Regions from separate parts of the Homo sapiens genome. Here region 1 is linked to region 2. Evidence: chromatin loops called from intact Hi-C (ENCODE). Cell type or tissue: PC-3. All regions are shown on one strand.

The links. Peaks named below come from ENCODE experiments on the same cell type or tissue, not always from the same donor. Only the 100,000 strongest peaks of a DNase experiment are listed, where the experiment ranks them.
Region 1: a loop joins it to region 2, with 2.8 times the contacts of the local background. A loop is called at or near these places in 3 of 110 quality-filtered maps.

The regions. Positions count from the first base shown.
Region 1 is chr3:30,352,855-30,360,854 of GRCh38, forward strand. It overlaps a transcript of LOC101927995 not described here. Among named protein-coding and RNA genes, the nearest start is that of LINC01985, 160 kb to the right of the region's middle. RefSeq lists a silencer at 2,143-2,437. In PC-3, no CTCF peak of the experiment used is centred here; DNase peaks (open chromatin) are centred at 1,397, 2,377, 4,697, 6,207 and 1 weaker place; H3K4me3 peaks cover 1,089 bases; H3K27ac peaks cover 6,267 bases.
Region 2 is chr3:30,464,330-30,472,329 of GRCh38, forward strand. LOC101927995 (a long non-coding RNA gene) reads left to right here. Exons shown (of 5, transcript XR_007095856.1): 5 at 4,704-5,051. LOC105377013 (a long non-coding RNA gene) reads right to left here and starts at 2,843. Exons shown (of 4, transcript XR_940683.2): 1 at 2,784-2,843. In PC-3, no CTCF peak of the experiment used is centred here; no DNase peak of the experiment used is centred here; H3K27ac peaks cover 508 bases.

The DNA of each region.
Region 1 (8,000 bases), 110 kb before region 2:
CAGCAGATGCAAACATTCAGGCAGGATGCCTCAAAAAAGTGTGTATGAGAAACTGTTACCATGGGAGTGAGGAAGGAAGAATTTGGCTCCTTCCCATCTCCTGTTTCATTGGTCCAAGTTTGCCCCATTAGAAGTTAACTTCTCTGTGCTTCTAAGTTGTATGATCCGGTCCTTTTGATTATGCCAGATTCCCTGGCCCAAAGTGCCTTTTTTGACTCTACTTTAAAAATGGGAGTAAAAGACAGAAATTCCAGGTGTCTGACTGGTAGGACTATTTGCACAGTGGCAGCCAAGAACAGTGCCAGTGAATGCTTGACCCCAGGTGGTAGAAATTACCATGGACACATCTAAATGGAATCAGTCAGCAAATGAAGTTCAGGGGTAGTTTTATTGAGGAAGTCCAAGGCAGGGGTCAGCCAGTCACAGCCCTCAGATCTGATCTAGCATGCCTCCTGTTTTTGTGTACCCCATGAGCTAAGAATAACTTTACACTTTTAAAGGGCCAAAAAAATCCAAAGAAGAATAATATTTTTTTTATTATGTTAAAGTCGGGCCTGGTTTTTTTTTTATTATTATACTTTAAGTTCTAGGGTACATGTGCACAACATGCAGGTTTGTTCATAGGTATACATGTGCCATGTTGGTTTGCTGCACCCATCAACTCGTCATTTACATTAGGTATTTAGAAGAATAATATTTTATGATACATACAAATTATATAAAATTCTAGTAAACCAGTGTCCATAAATAAAGTTTTATTGGAACACAGCCGTGCTCATTCATATATGTAGTGTCTGTGGCTGCTCTCAAGCCACAGAGCTGAGTAGCCCCAGAAGAGACCAGAGACCATATGGCCTGCAAAACATAGAATATTTAGGAGCAAGTCTTTTACAGAAAAAGCTTGCCAACCTTTGGCCTAAGGAATCCTAATAAGTGTATCTGAATCAAGAAGCAAAATGAAACATTCTCAGCAAAAATACAACAGGACTATATCACTTGAGAATTATGTTAAAAGCTGTAATTTTCACATGCCTACACATGCCTGCATAACTGTAAATGTGATCACACTCACAGGTTTATCCCTCTGAAGAGCCTTCCATGGTTACAGTTCCATGATCTATTTATAGAATCACCTACAAAAAGGCAAAATCACTTTTATGGCTTTAATCCCAATAGCAATAGTGCAACTCTATTCCCAGATGAAAATAATCTCAGAGCACTATTCTTGTATACAACAGGGCAAGAAAGAGAGTTAATATTATTGGTTTATTAAATATCAAATTCAAGTCATAAGTTTTGAATTTTAAAAACCTACTTGGGGAAAAATACACACACACAGAGAAACCACAGCCCTGAGCCTCTTCCTGACATGTGCATTAGCAGGTATACCACTTCCTGTGGTTATCATTTGAGGTGAGTTAAAGGTCCACAGTGTACCAGCTCTGTGCAAGATGAAGGATGCAGAGCCATGCTCATAATAGGCCCAGTTTTGTTGACAGCTAGAACCAGGAGGCAGTCCCTGTGACTGACTATATTAAGAACTCTGTGCAAAGAAATTTAGAGGATCTCTTTTATTTTGGGATTAACTACGTTCTGTTTATTCATTCACTCCAAAAGCACCCACTGTGATCCTGTTATGTACTAGGCACTAGGTGAGATGCTAAAGATTCTTACACAAATAGGACACAGTTCCTGCCTTGGCACTCAGATATTATCAAGAAACACCCCAGCCCCCATTGCCTGGACACTGTAAACTATGTATTCCCTCCAAGAATAGTCCTCTCTGGGGACCAAACCTCCCAGTGGAAAAGCATCAAACTATTCTTGGCTTCACTTCCCAAGGCCAGCCTGACCTTTCACGGCAACTAGAGAGCATGAGTTGCCAGAGTCATGAAAGTCTCTCCCAGTCTATGTGCCCCTGAGCCAGGCTTGTGCAGGGGCTGTTTTCCTAAGAGGGAGCTCAGCCCAGGCTCCCAGGGTTCCAGGAGGCCTCCACTGCAGTTATTGAGGTAGTCAGTTGGCCTTTCAGCAGCAGATCTACTTTCTGAGAACCAATTGTTCTTTCAGCACTTCAAAAAGGAGGTTTTGCTTGGGAGTCTTTAAGCACTTGGAGATAGGAAGCTGGAGTTTAATTTTTTTATGTGCTTTATGAGCAGCGAGGACTGAGAGGGATTCGCTTTAACTTGACTAGGCGTGGGGAGGGGTCTCTTTGAAACAGCCACTTGACAGCAGCCGTGTATACGATTAAATGTTCTCAGTAGAGAATCCCAAGGAACAATGGTTTTGAATGTAGTTACATATGAGGCAGCACGGTGTGGTGGAACACACAATAAACGCTAAATGCTCTTTGATTACTTTCCATCATTCTTGGCCATGCTCCAAGTGAAATGTGAATCTTTATTTGCACAGCTCTGTTCTAAAGGTTCATGAGAGCTGTGTGTAGGTCTTGGTGAACTGGAGTAAGATTTATTTCATCTGGTATCCTTTAAAACACTGAAAGCATTTTATCTTATTATAAGAATTTCACAAAGATATGATGGTAAGGGAGAGCACTTGATGGTATTGAAGACGTTTATCAATTATTTCTAGCAAACAAATCCTATCTTCAGTCATTTGCCAGTGTCTTAGGTGTAACTGGATAAGTCTGGGCCACCCTGGGCTTTAGTGTTGCTATTTCTAAAATGACAAGGAAGGACAAGCTGCCCCTTCATAAATTTCTGCATGCTAGAAGAATGCCTGGTATAGAGCAAGCACTCACCTATTAAATTTAATGTATTACTTGGACCTGAACTTAATCCAGCTCTAAAGGTTTATAAGTGGACATTTATTTGTGTCCGGAATAACTGAGGTGAAGCTAGATTGTTCCTTTCATTGATCATGGTGCATGGCTGGCATTACTCAACTCTTCTTTTCTGCTTCTCTGACTTCCTTATCCTTTGTGGTCTACTGTAGTTCCAGCTCACTAGGCTTCTGACCCATACCAGATGCAGAACTTCAGACAAGGCTACAATCTTAAGCCCAAAGAAAGTGTTTTAAGGAAAACATTCCCTGATGTTTTATAAAGAACCTGTACACATTCCACACCCTGCTGAGCAGAGCTTTTGTTGCACAAAGTGCTGGCAGCAAGGATGATCCTGAGAGGAGATTTGAAGTAGTGTCTCTCTCCTAGCAGCAATGTGCCTAGGAGAGGTAGGAACAAGGACTTCAAGGGCACTTCCAGGGAGAATGGTTACATAAAAACCTCAAAGTCTTTACGTCAGATTCATATTTTGCACCAAGGTGCAGGCTCTGATACTTTAAGAAAAAAAATTATGCGTAGTCAAAATTACCTAACAAAATATCCCAATTTCTGAATAGCTTTCAGTATCTTTCTAAGATAGCTCCATCTCTGACCTCCCTTTTTCCCCAGCATTAAAAAAATCATGCTTTCTTTAGCTGAGTACCAGAAAAGAGATTGTCAGCTTGCATTTATGGGCCATGTTATATATAAATATGTATATTATTTTAAAAATTAGAATCATAATTAGTACATCAAAATGTTCACACTATGGGAAATATGCTCACCCTAAAGCTTATACTTATTCACTGGAATGACAGGAGAAAACTAAGTTGACTTTCTCATTTGCTTTTTCTTTGCTGACCTCTAATAGCTGGGTTTTTGCGTTAAATGTTCACATTATGGAACTTCACTGTACCTACAGTAAACCCAATGTCCAACCTAACCAGGTCAGAACAACGAGCCAAATGGAAGGGACTGTGCCCAGTGGAGCTCTTTAGACCCTGAGACGAGGCAGAACCTCACAGTACAGCAGGTTCCAAGTCTCAGAGAAAGAAGAGTGTTCAGACAAGAGACAATCAGTCAGCATCTGGCTTGGGCATATGGCTCAAGGGGGTACAGATATCCACCTCAGAGAGTCCTGGCACTGGGTGTTTGATACTGTGACACTAGGTCTATATTTGAGCAGGAGGGTCACCAACCCCAGAGGACATTGTATACTAGAGCTAGGCAGGCCCCTGTGGGTTAACAGAACATCTTTAAATGAATTAGAATGAGGCAGTCCTTTGGCAGACACAGTCCTGCTACAAGGGGGCACAGCTTGGTAGCAGCATGTGGGTTGGATTCCTGCCTCCACTTGCCCACTTGGCCCAGTGCCTTTATAGAATGCTCAAACTGTACAGCACTACACAGAGGGCCTGACAAGATCAGCACAGAACGGGGAGTAATGGTCAAAGCCTGTTTTAATTTTCCTACTTGGCAAAGCTGGATTGGTCTTAGAGCTTGGGTCATCTGGGCACGTGGGGGCTGTAGAACTCTAAGCCAGCCAGCCAGGCTTCTCATGTGTGATGGGCTCGAGAACAATCCTTTAATCCCACCAAAAATCCCTGCAACAAGAAACACTGATTCTCCTTTTATTTAATTAAAGGACTGTTTTCTCATGAGTATTCTGCCTGATTTATGAATACCTATTGTTCAAAATGTAATTGCATATTCAGCACTGCTCAATGGAACGGGGACCGTTTGAGCTTATACTGTTTGCTTTACATTTTTAAAATCCTTTGTTTAGATGTGTATGATTCATTTCATTACGATGCACAAAATCAAGGCATTCCAGAAGGCATTCTATGGATACCCATAATTTTTAATCTTTGTCAAGATGTGCCAAGCCAGCCAGAACACAGCAAGGCTGACACAAAAGCCTTGAAATTTGAACAGACACTCAGGCAGTTGCCTTATGACTAAGTGAGGATGGGTCTCCAATTGCCCACAGCCTTCAGACATTTACCCAAAGAGAAGCAGATCTATTTTGAATGAATAGATCAGCACTGATTCATACCTTCAAACATTATTACACAATAGCAAACAGATACCTAAAAAAAAAATCTTGATGTCTTCCAGATACTCAGATATGTTTTAGAGTAAATTTTGCTGGTTTGCGAGAAAATTCTGCAGACAATGTCATGGGACCAGATCATTTCATTGGCTTTCACTAGGGCATTGGGAAGTGAATCTGTGAAATGCAGACATGGGTGAGTTCAAATAAAAGTTGTAGAGTCATAGCTTAATATTCAATATCACTCCATCTTCTTATCCTAACTCCGACATGATTTCTAATACTGTCCCTCGTTAAATCCCTAATACCCTGACATTTCAGCCAAAAGGAACTACTTACTCATTCTCCCCCACATGTAACCAGGGTGTCCCACACCCATGCTTTTGCCCATGTTATTTTCTTCTGCTCCATCTCAGTTCCCAAGGCAACTAGAGTGACAAAAATACCCAGGAGGCTAAGACTTAATTTACAATTGTAACACTACATTTAATAGTCATGAAGTAAGAATATTGGCCACACCTTAGCAACAACATAATCCTTTTATGTTGAGAGAGCCACAACATTCTTTTATTTTCTCTCAGCCAGTCATCCATAAATATTTATATAATACCTATTATATGCTAGGCACTGTTCTAGATACTGGAGACATAACAGTAAACAAAACCTAAAACCTCTTTATTCATAAAGGGTCCTAAATATCTCTTATTGTTTTACTGTGATAAGTACATCTGGTTTCCCATTTAACAGTAAAAAACACATAAAAATATGCAATTAACCTGAAATTACTCAATTAACACCCAGAAACTATTTGTAGTTGCCCTTTTGTTCACTATGTCTTTTTTAGAGGAGGAAATTTGTAGAATATTGTTCAAAGTTCTAATGCAATAGTTAACATTGCTTCCCATTGTCTGTAGGATAAACAGTTGCATTATTTTTAATTTAAAAACATGTTTTGATTTAAAAACTGAGTTTTTGAATATTTTTATCTATTCTTTTTCAAAATAAGGTCTTCTTGTTTGTTTTTTATTATAGCAGACATACAGAAAGTTACAGAAAACATAACTGTGCAGTTCAACGAACTATACAATGAATTTTTCAAAGCAAACACTCGCGTTACTACGACTCAGATCTAGAAAGACAATATTACCCAAACCTCCAGAAGTCCTGCTAGTATCTTTACCAGTCAAAGTACCTCAAAGTTACCCATGATCTAACTTTTTTTTTGGAGATTTAAGAGTTTTTTAAAATTAGCTCTATGAAATTGCTGAAGTTATAAATCAATTACTTTTTACTTGATGAATTTGGTAACTCTTTTGACAGACAGGAATCATGCCATTGACATTGCTCATAATATTAAACAAATGTAAGTCCATAAAATTCGTCATCTCCCCAGCATCTACTAGGTGTATGTTTTAGGTACAGGGATACGGCACATACTGCCTTACCAGACTTCTTTGTTATAATTATGAACCATATCAGTGATTCTCAACTCGAGCTAAATTTGCCACCCATGCCCCAGAGGACATATGCCAATGAACCATGATCTAATTTCTAACACAGTTAAATTGTACTTGGTTTTGAACTTTATATAAATGAAATTTTAAAATCTGTATTCTTCCATGTCTGGCTTCTTTTTTTCACTCAACATTATGTCTGTGAGATTTGTCTGTATTGTGGTGTGTACAATGAATATACTATAATTGATTTCTTTATTCTACTATTAATAAAATTTTCTGGTTCACCATAACAGTGATCATATAAAATTTCTCCTTTCAAATTCAATATCTACATACCGACCAGTTTTTATTGTTCTATTTACATTCTGATTTCCTGATTACTTCAATTAAAAAGATAAGTCTTTTGACTTGGATCTGTATTGCATGCCTTTGTACTTATAAAAGTATGCTCTGTGTGTGTGTGTGTGTGTGTGTGTGTGTGTGTGTGTGTGTGTGTGTTGTATTTTAACTACCCTAGATAAGGTACTTTACCAACCATCTTCTCTAAATGTAGTAAATTCTTCATCATATCATCAAATGCTTCTCAAAAGTCTCTTTACATGCCACATGTAAATAGTTCAGATTGATTAGAAATATGTTTCCACATGAAAGGGTGGTTATTTGTGGATATTTGTGGTTTCCAAATATCGTCTATTCTTGTCCACCCTTCAACAGACCTCCTGATTTTGTTGAGGCTGATCGCTAATCTTACATGTGTTTTGTCTTTTCATAATATTACCACCTATGGATGAGCTTTTGTTCAATGTCTTTTTACCAGATCAGCACTCAACAGAAGACAAAAAATGTCAACCTCCACAGGTTAATAATCAAACACATGATGGCTCTTAACCAGCCGTGCTTACCAAAGGCCACCAAAAGTGGATTTATAGTATCTGTTAATAAAGAAGTTGGTCATTACTTCATGCTGTCTTCCTTATAATAAAGCACCCCAAGGAGAAATCCCTATCAGAGCTTTGCTCCTAAACCAGCTGTACTTCTCCTGAAAAATTTGTCTGTTTTTATCTTAAGGAGGTATAATGTTCAAATATGGATTTCAGAACACTCAAAGGCAAAATTGTGACCCATGCTGACTTCTGTGGTTTTCATCTCATCCCTTCTACCCTTAAACCTAATCTTGTTTTTTACTCTTCTTTTGCTTATTTTTAACCTTCAATATTGTTGCGGCATTGTTACCTGAAATAATGTCCAGAATAAGGCAGAATGTAAAGAGGCTGAGAGGTGAGTTCCCCCTCTAGTACTGGTTTGGTTATTGAGTGTTCTTTCAATTCAGAAACACCATTATTTTAATCAGGATCCCCAAGTGAGGGTGGAGAAGTCATATTTTATTTGCCAAATTTATCATGGCTATTTGAATTTAAAAGACACTATAATTGGTTCTCAAATTTATCTCTTTTTTTTTGCTTAAAAATTATATTTTCTTCTTTTAGGGATAATTTCAATAATTTGGCAGACAATTACTGAAAAGTATTTTTCCTTTAACATTTATAGCTATCATTCCATATTATTTTTTGATACATAAAGACATCTAAGATATTCTATTTTATAACATAAGAAATATTGGAGCTTACATTTGTATTGCCTTGAATAAAAAATAAAGTATCTATAGAAGGATTCAAAAGTCACTAATAACAAGGGTTACCTGTTTGTGGGT
Region 2 (8,000 bases):
TTGATGAAATTCCTCAGCTTTTGTTTGTCTGGGGATGTCTTTATTACTTCTTCATGATTAAAAAATATTTTCACAAGATACACTATGCTAGGGTAAGTTATTTATTTTTCCTTCAGCACTTTAAATATATCTTGTCACTCTCTCCTGGCCTGTAAAATTTCCAGAGAAAAGTCTGCTACCAGACATACTGGAGCTCCATTATTTATTATTTGTTTCCTTTCTATTACTGCTTTTAGGATTCTTTCTTTATCCTTGATCTTTGGGAGTTTTATTATTGAATGCCTTGAGGTAGTCTGCTTTGTGTTAAATCTCCTCAGTGTTCTAGAACCTACTTTTACTTGGATATTGATATCTTCCTCTAGGCTTAGGAAGTTCTCTGCCATTATCCCTTTTAATAAATTTTCTACCCTTATCTGTTTCTCTACCTCCTCTTTAAGGCCAACAACTCTTGGATTTAACCTTTAGAGCCTATTTTCTAGATTCTGTAGACATGCTTCATTGTTTTCTTTCATCTCCTCTGTATATTTTCAAATAGACTGTCTTCAAGCTCACCTATTCTTTCTTCTGCTTGATATATTCTGCTGTGAAAGGACTCTGATGGATTTTTCAGTATGCCAATTGCATTTTTCACCTCCAGAATTTCTGATTGATTCTTTTTAAATGTTTCAATCTCTTTGTTAAACTCATCTGATATAATTCTGAATTCTTTCATTGTTATCTTGAATTTCTTTGAGTTTCCTCAACACAGCTATTTTGAATTCTCTAACTGAAAAGTCACATATTTCTGTTCCTCCAGGGTTGATTTCTGGTGCATTATTTATTTCACTTAGTAAGGTCATGTTTTCCAGGATGGTGTTGATGCTAGTAGATGTTCTCTGGTGTCTGGGCACTGAAGAGTTAGGGCATTTATCGTAGTCTTCACTGCCTGGGCTTATTTGTAGCCATCCTTCTTGGGAAGGCTTTCCAGATATTTGAAAGGACTTCGATATCGTAATCTAAGATGTTTCTACTTTATGGGGCACCCCAAGCTCAGTAATGTCCTAGTTCTTGTAGACTTGTAGAGGAATCACCTTGATAGTCTTGGACAAGATCCGACAGAATTCTTTGGATTACCAGGCAGAGACTCTTCTCTTCCCTTACTTTCTCCCAAACATACAGTCTCTCTCTCTTTTCTTGAAAACCTACATCTGGGGGTGGAGTGACACAAGTGGCCACCATCACTATGACTGACTGACCTGAAACCAGCACAGAGCTCGGTCTTGCCCAAGGCCTGCTGTAACCACTCCCTGGCTATTGCCAATGTTTGCTACAGGCCCTGGGTCTCTACGATCAGCAGGTGGCAAGGCCAGCCAGGCCTGTGTTCTTCCCTTCAGGGTGGCAAGCTCCTGCTGGCCCTGAGTGGGTCTAGAAGTACCCTCTGGGAGTCAAGGACAAAAGTCAAAAACTTTAGAAGTATACCTGGTATTATATTGTATTGCAGCTAAACTGGCACTCAAACCAGGAGATGTAGCCATTTCCACTCTTCTCTCCCCTTTCCAAAGGCAAAGGAGACTCACCCCATAGCCAACACTGCCTCTGGCCAGGAGTACTGCCAGACTGCCACTGATGTTCCCTTAAAGCCCAAGGTCTCTTAAGTCAGTTTGTGGTAAATGCTGTCTGGCCTGGGACTTATACTTTAGGGCAGTGGGTGCCCCTCTGACCCAAGGCAGGTCAAGAAATGCCATCCAAGGGTCAAGTCCTGGAATCAGGAACCCCAAGAGCCCGCTTGGTGCTCTACCTACCTGTGGCAGTCTTGGTACCTAAGGTGCAAGACAAAGTCCCCTTTTCTTTTCTCTCTGCTTTTCTCAAGCATAAAGACTTTTGCACCATAGCCACCATGGCTGGTAATGTGCTGAGTCTCACCTGAAGCCAGCAAGTCTCAGAGGCTCACCAAGTCCCTCAGTGTAGTACCTGGGTATTGCTGCTCGTTACTCAGGGCCCAAGCGCTCTTTAGTTAGCAGCATAACCCAGGGGGTTCAAGGCAGCAGATTCCCTTCTGAACTAGGGTGTTTCTAGAAATGCCATCTGGGAGCTAGGGCCTGGAATGGAGGCCTCATGACTCCGACCAGTACATTATCCTGCTGTGGCTGAGCTGTTTCCAGGAGGCAAGACAAAGTCCTCCCTATTCTTCCCTCTCCTCTCATCAAGCTGAAGGAAGGAGTCTCTTTTGGAGCTACCAGCTGTGCAGCCTAGGATTAGGAAAGGGGTGATGCCAGCACTCCTTTGGGCTTCCCCAGCTGGTGTCTTAGTATGTTGTGTGCCCCCAAAAGTCCACTCTCTCTGGGCATAGTTCAGCCCTACAACTTGCCTAAGATTTGCAGGTCTTACGACCTAGACTACCTTTCAAGTTTACTTGGAGACTGAGAGCACTTTGGCTGTTGATGGTCAGGTTTGTGGGCACTCAAGATTAGACCTCTGGAATCTGCGATTCCCCTCTGTCTAGGGCTGGTTGAAATCCTCCCTCTGTGGGTGGGAGTCAACTGAATTTGCTCTGGTTTTCCTTTCTGCTGTAACAGAAACAGCGCTGAGTTCAATGCCTCACAATTGCTGGGTTCTCCCTTCCCCAGTGCCCAGAGAGGCTCCCTACACCATGCTGCTGAGGCGGGGCGTCGGGGGTGGGGGGTTAGGGAGTGTGGGGGTGTTGATAGGGGAGGTGTAGCATCAGCAATTCAGGTTGTTTTTTCTAACTCTTCAGTGCCTCCTTTAGCGATAGTAAGTTAAAACCAGGTATTATGAGTGCTCACCTGATTTTTGGTTCTCGTGAAGGTGTTTTTTCCATATGGATAGTTGTTAACTTAGTGTCCTTGCAGGAGAGATGATTGGAGGAGCTTTCTATTTTACCATTTTGTTCTGCCACTCCAACTACCAAAAGAAATATTTTTATTTGATCAGAGACAGTGACTTGAGCTGCAAGGATATCTTCAAAGAAAGAGAGGTAAAATTTCAGAGAGTAAATAAAATGACTTCTCCACAAGGATTCAAGACCCAAGAAAACATAGTCATGCATAGGAGGCTGAGGCAAAAGAATCGCTTGAACCCGGGAGGCGGAGGTTGCAGTAAGCCGAGATCACACCATTGCACTCCAGCCTGGGCAACAAGAGCGAAACTCCATTTCAAAAAAAATTAAAAAAAAAAACATAGTCATACACTGCATAACAACATTTCAGTCAACTATGAACTCCATATACGACAGTAATCTCATAAGATTATAATGGAGCTGCCTTGTAGAAGTCTACCATTTTATACCATAGCTTTACCTTTTCTATGATTAGATATATATAGATACACATTTTTTTTACTATCGTGTTACAATTGCCTACAATATTCAGTACAGTAACATGCTGTATAGGCTTGTAGCCTAGGAACAATAGGCCATATCATATAGCTTAAGTGTTTTTGCTCAAGGACAGAATGACTTAACAGCATATTTCTCAGAAGATATCCTCATTCCTAAGCAATGCATGTCTATGCTTGGAAGTGCTTTTTAAAAGCTACAGATAGAATATCTACTATGCAAGTTTACAAAGAACTGTGTCTATGAAAATGGGGCCAGAAGAACCAAGGAGCTGCAGAAAATGTAGACTAATCTGTAAAGATCAACAAAAGTTATGTCAAGTGTAAATAGACAAGTTTTAATACACCACAGTTATTTTATTATAAGTGGGTTATAGGTATTGACTGATGTCTGAAGGAAATTCCTGAGAAGTTTATGGAATGAGAACTCCTAGGGACTAAGGGTGACCATATAATTTATTATCCAAACTGGGACACTTTTGAGACTGAAAAGGGGAATTATTAATAATGTATTAATTTCCTAGGACTGCAGTAAATAATTACCACAAATTTGGTGACTTATAATTACATAAATTTGTTTTCTTATTGTTCTGGAAGCTACAAGTCTGAAATACAAATGTCAGCAGGTCTGTTCCTGCTCTGTAGTCTCTGGAGAAGAATTCATTCTTTCCTTTTCCTACTTTCTGGTAACTCCCAGCAATCCTAGATATTCTTTGGCTTGTGTTATTAGATATTCTTCGGATATTCTTTAGCTTGTATTAATAGCTGTATCACTTCAATTTCTGTCTTTCTATTCACATGGACTTCTATGTCTCTGTGTCTTCCCTTTATCTCTCTTATAAGGACACTCATCATTGAATTTACAGTTTACTCCACCCTAATACAGGTTGGTCTCATCTTGGGATCTTTACCTTGATTACATCTGCAAATACCCTTATTTCAAATAAGGTCACATTATGTAGTTCTCAGTGGGCATATCTCTTTTTGGGGGGGACACTATTCAACCCACTACAAATAATTTCACCATGACAATAGGACTGTCCTGGGAAAACCAGGGAAATAATAATAGACCTAAAGAGAAAGTACAAGAAAGATAAGAACTACTTAAAAATAACGAATGACAGGACAATGATCGAACAGGCCCAGTCCTATGTTGGAGGCTAGTTGAATGGAGATTTTTTCTGAGTGAGAGTTCCTTACTACTTTGTTATAGATGCTGGTAACACAGTTGTTATATATTTGTAAAAATTCAGTGAACTATATGTGTATACTGTTTTCTGAATCTGTAACTCTACTTTTACTCTTTTTTTAAAGGCTCATACGTTTGTTTTTCTAACATATCTTCCTATATTATTTTCTTACTCATAAAGGTGAAGGAAGACAAGATTTTCTTGAACAATGGATGCATTTGGCGGACCAAATCTCAATATCTTCAGATCTCTAACATTGGTTGGTACTACATGGGGATACATTGGAAATAAGGCATCAATTCTGGGAAAACATTTTGCTCAGAAAACTGAAACTCACTCTTAAGTAGATTATCTCAAAAGCAAGGCTTTTGGAAATCTCATTGTGGTTATAGATGCAAATTTAAAGCTAATGTTTTATCTACCAAATATAAAGCTCATGTTTTATCATCATTAGTCTGATTCATGTATCTATTCCTCAAATACCCCAAACTTGGCAGGGTTGGAGAGGAACATTATTAACTGGAAAGAAAGATGGGAAGCACATGAGAGAAGATCTTAAATTACAAATTATAATGACTGAGACATTTTTAGAAGGTTTATAAGACTATTTGAGGGCAGAAGAGGATACTGTTGTGCAGTAGGCCTTCCCCTTCAAATCCCTGGTTCTAGGTAGAACAATTTATACCTCAGATTTTCATCTGTGCCTAAGGCATAGATAGTGGGTATGTAGGCAATTCAATAGTCATCCTACTCTCATGGGTTCAGAGGCAGGTGGCTTCACTACATTTCATGACAAAGGAGGCTATGTTGAGTTTAATACTTTGGTTCTGAGACATCATATGTAAATTTTATTCCTCAAAAAACATTTTGAAATTTTTTTTCTAGTCTTTTTCTCATTCAGTTTTGTTATTTACTTCCAAGTTGAGGAAAGTTTTTGAAAGGCTATTGGAAATTAATAGAGAATTAAGCATTATTACTAATTTAAGTAAATAAATGTCACTGGTATTCTCTTCTGACCTGGAGAGAATAGCAATGACATTTATTTATTTAAATACCAATAACATTTATTTATTTAAATTGGTAAGGATACAAACCATTTGTTGTATTATTTTACAAAAAATAAATCAGAATTGTCACAATTTTATTTAAGATCTGATTCCTCTAACTCTGTCCCCACCCAACCTCTCTCTCACATTATTCCCCATAAAGAAGAATTTCCACCCTTAAATCTCCTACCAATGAGACTTCACACCCTTGCTGTTGGGAACACATATTGTACCCTGGTTATCATCTCATGTCTTTGTACTTGCTTGTCCCCAGCACGGGGTAGTCCTGGCCCAAATCTTCACATTGTTGGCTCTTCTATAGCATTCTATTATCCTGTTTAATTTTCTTTACAGCATATGAAATTTTCTTATTTCATCATTTGTTCACTTATTTGTGTTAGAAAAACTGCATGAGAGAAGGTACATCAATATATGTCCAGCCCAGAGGAGTGATTGGTAAATATATGATAAATGAATGTCCTCAGAACAAGAAAATAAAATTTTTTTTCTACCTTTTTTTTTTCAGTTCAAGATTATAGCTCAGTGGCTAAAGAAGAAAAACTCCAGTGTTTTCCCACCTATAAATTAGCTTATGAGGTAATCGGAAAAAGACAAGACTTAAGAATAAAATAATAAAGACTACAAGGCAAAGATTTCTAATACCTAAAAAGAGGAACAAAGAATATATGTTGATGAAGAAATTCATCTATAGACATATCAGGTTGAACTCGAGTAGGAGAAATTCTCATTTTCAAGGAAGGTCACAGAAGTGGAAAACACTTACTTTGAACTACTAATCCTGGAATTTCAGGCAAAATGCAATACAATTTAAGTTATTGAGTCAGAGAGAAATGGGCAGAAGGAATGGAATTCTCTTAAGAAAAAGAATTTAGTGCTGGGATTGTTCTTACAGTAGAAAATGCTGTGCATGTTTGCAAATCAGGAAATGAATGAGAATTCAGTTTTTCAGAACCTTCCTTACAAGGGGTTCTTACATGAGAAATTCCTAATGTTATTTTTAATAAGTGGTTATAATATAATAATGGTAATAACAATGATGAGTAATTACAATAGCAACTGTTCAATTTTTATGTAAAAGTATTTTAAAAGAGAGAAACTTAGATGAGTTTTTTTCCAACCCACTACAGATTAAATAGATCTTATCTCAGTTGAAAAAAATCACTTTAGAAAAAATGTCATCAACTTTTGCATCTCTTTGGCAGATAAACTCTACAATTCCCTTTATAACCTCACACATCTGTCCATGAGGGGTGTACACACAGTTGGACCTTTTCCACACTTTCTGATTTGGGAAATGTCTAGAGAAGTTCCTTTGCATGCTCAGGAATGCACTGACTGAAGAAACAGCACACTTACTGCTGGCAAGACTCTGAAATAATGGGTATCGTGGCATGGTTTGGGAAAGTTGCTTGCCATGGAATGTGTGGTTCAGGCAAATCGTTTATCATAACTTGCAACCCCTGTTCACCTTCCAACTGTCCCTTAATCAGACCTGTTTGTCCAGAATAGTGGTAAAGTGGTGGTTTGGAACCAGACAGTCCTAGTCTCAAATAAGACACACTGCATTTCAGAATATCAGTCTGTCTATGTGTGGAGTGAGGAAAATAGTCCATCAAGGTTATAATACATATAAATCTTCTTGTTCATAGTTGATTTTCAATAAATATTACCCATTGTCATAAACTTCTAATGGAAACAGTACAAGAATGAAATCATAGTTCTCTTATCCATTTCCTTTGGGTGACCGTTTATGTTTTCTCTAATAAATTGCCAGAAAATCCCATTTTTAAAAAATGACAGACGGTCTGTTCTTTTGTAAATCACTGGTTATGAAGACTGAGTCAATTGGCTGCCTTACTCTTCTCTCCTCATTGTCCCAGAAAAGAGATGCCTATGTTTTCAGCCCCAGTGGATTCCCAAATCTCAGGCCCCCAACCCCCAAAAATAAAACAAAGACAAAGACATGAAATGTATAACCAAGAATGTTTAGAAATCCTTCTTTCAAAATCATTGCTAATGACTTGATAATTACTCCAAGGGTTTGTCAAGCATGCATCACATGTGTTCACATTTGGGAACTGATTATTTCAAAATCATCTTATTTTGCTTTAGTGTTTCAGCTCCTTCAGATGTCTGCTGAAGATTTACTGAAGAAATACAAATTGGTGGCATGTTGATTAGTCAATTATGTTACATACTAGCCATTCATATGAAGAGTGTGAAGGAAGAGTGTGGCAGGAAGATTTCCTCAAACAATACTCAGAAATGTGGAAGGTTTAATATAGTGATACTAAGGCCACAGTTCACTGTATCTTTGAATAGCACTCCTTAAAATACAATGCTCTCTCACATGTCATTCATGATTCCACTAGTGCTAATAATTACACTGTGATGGAGTTATTATCAGCAC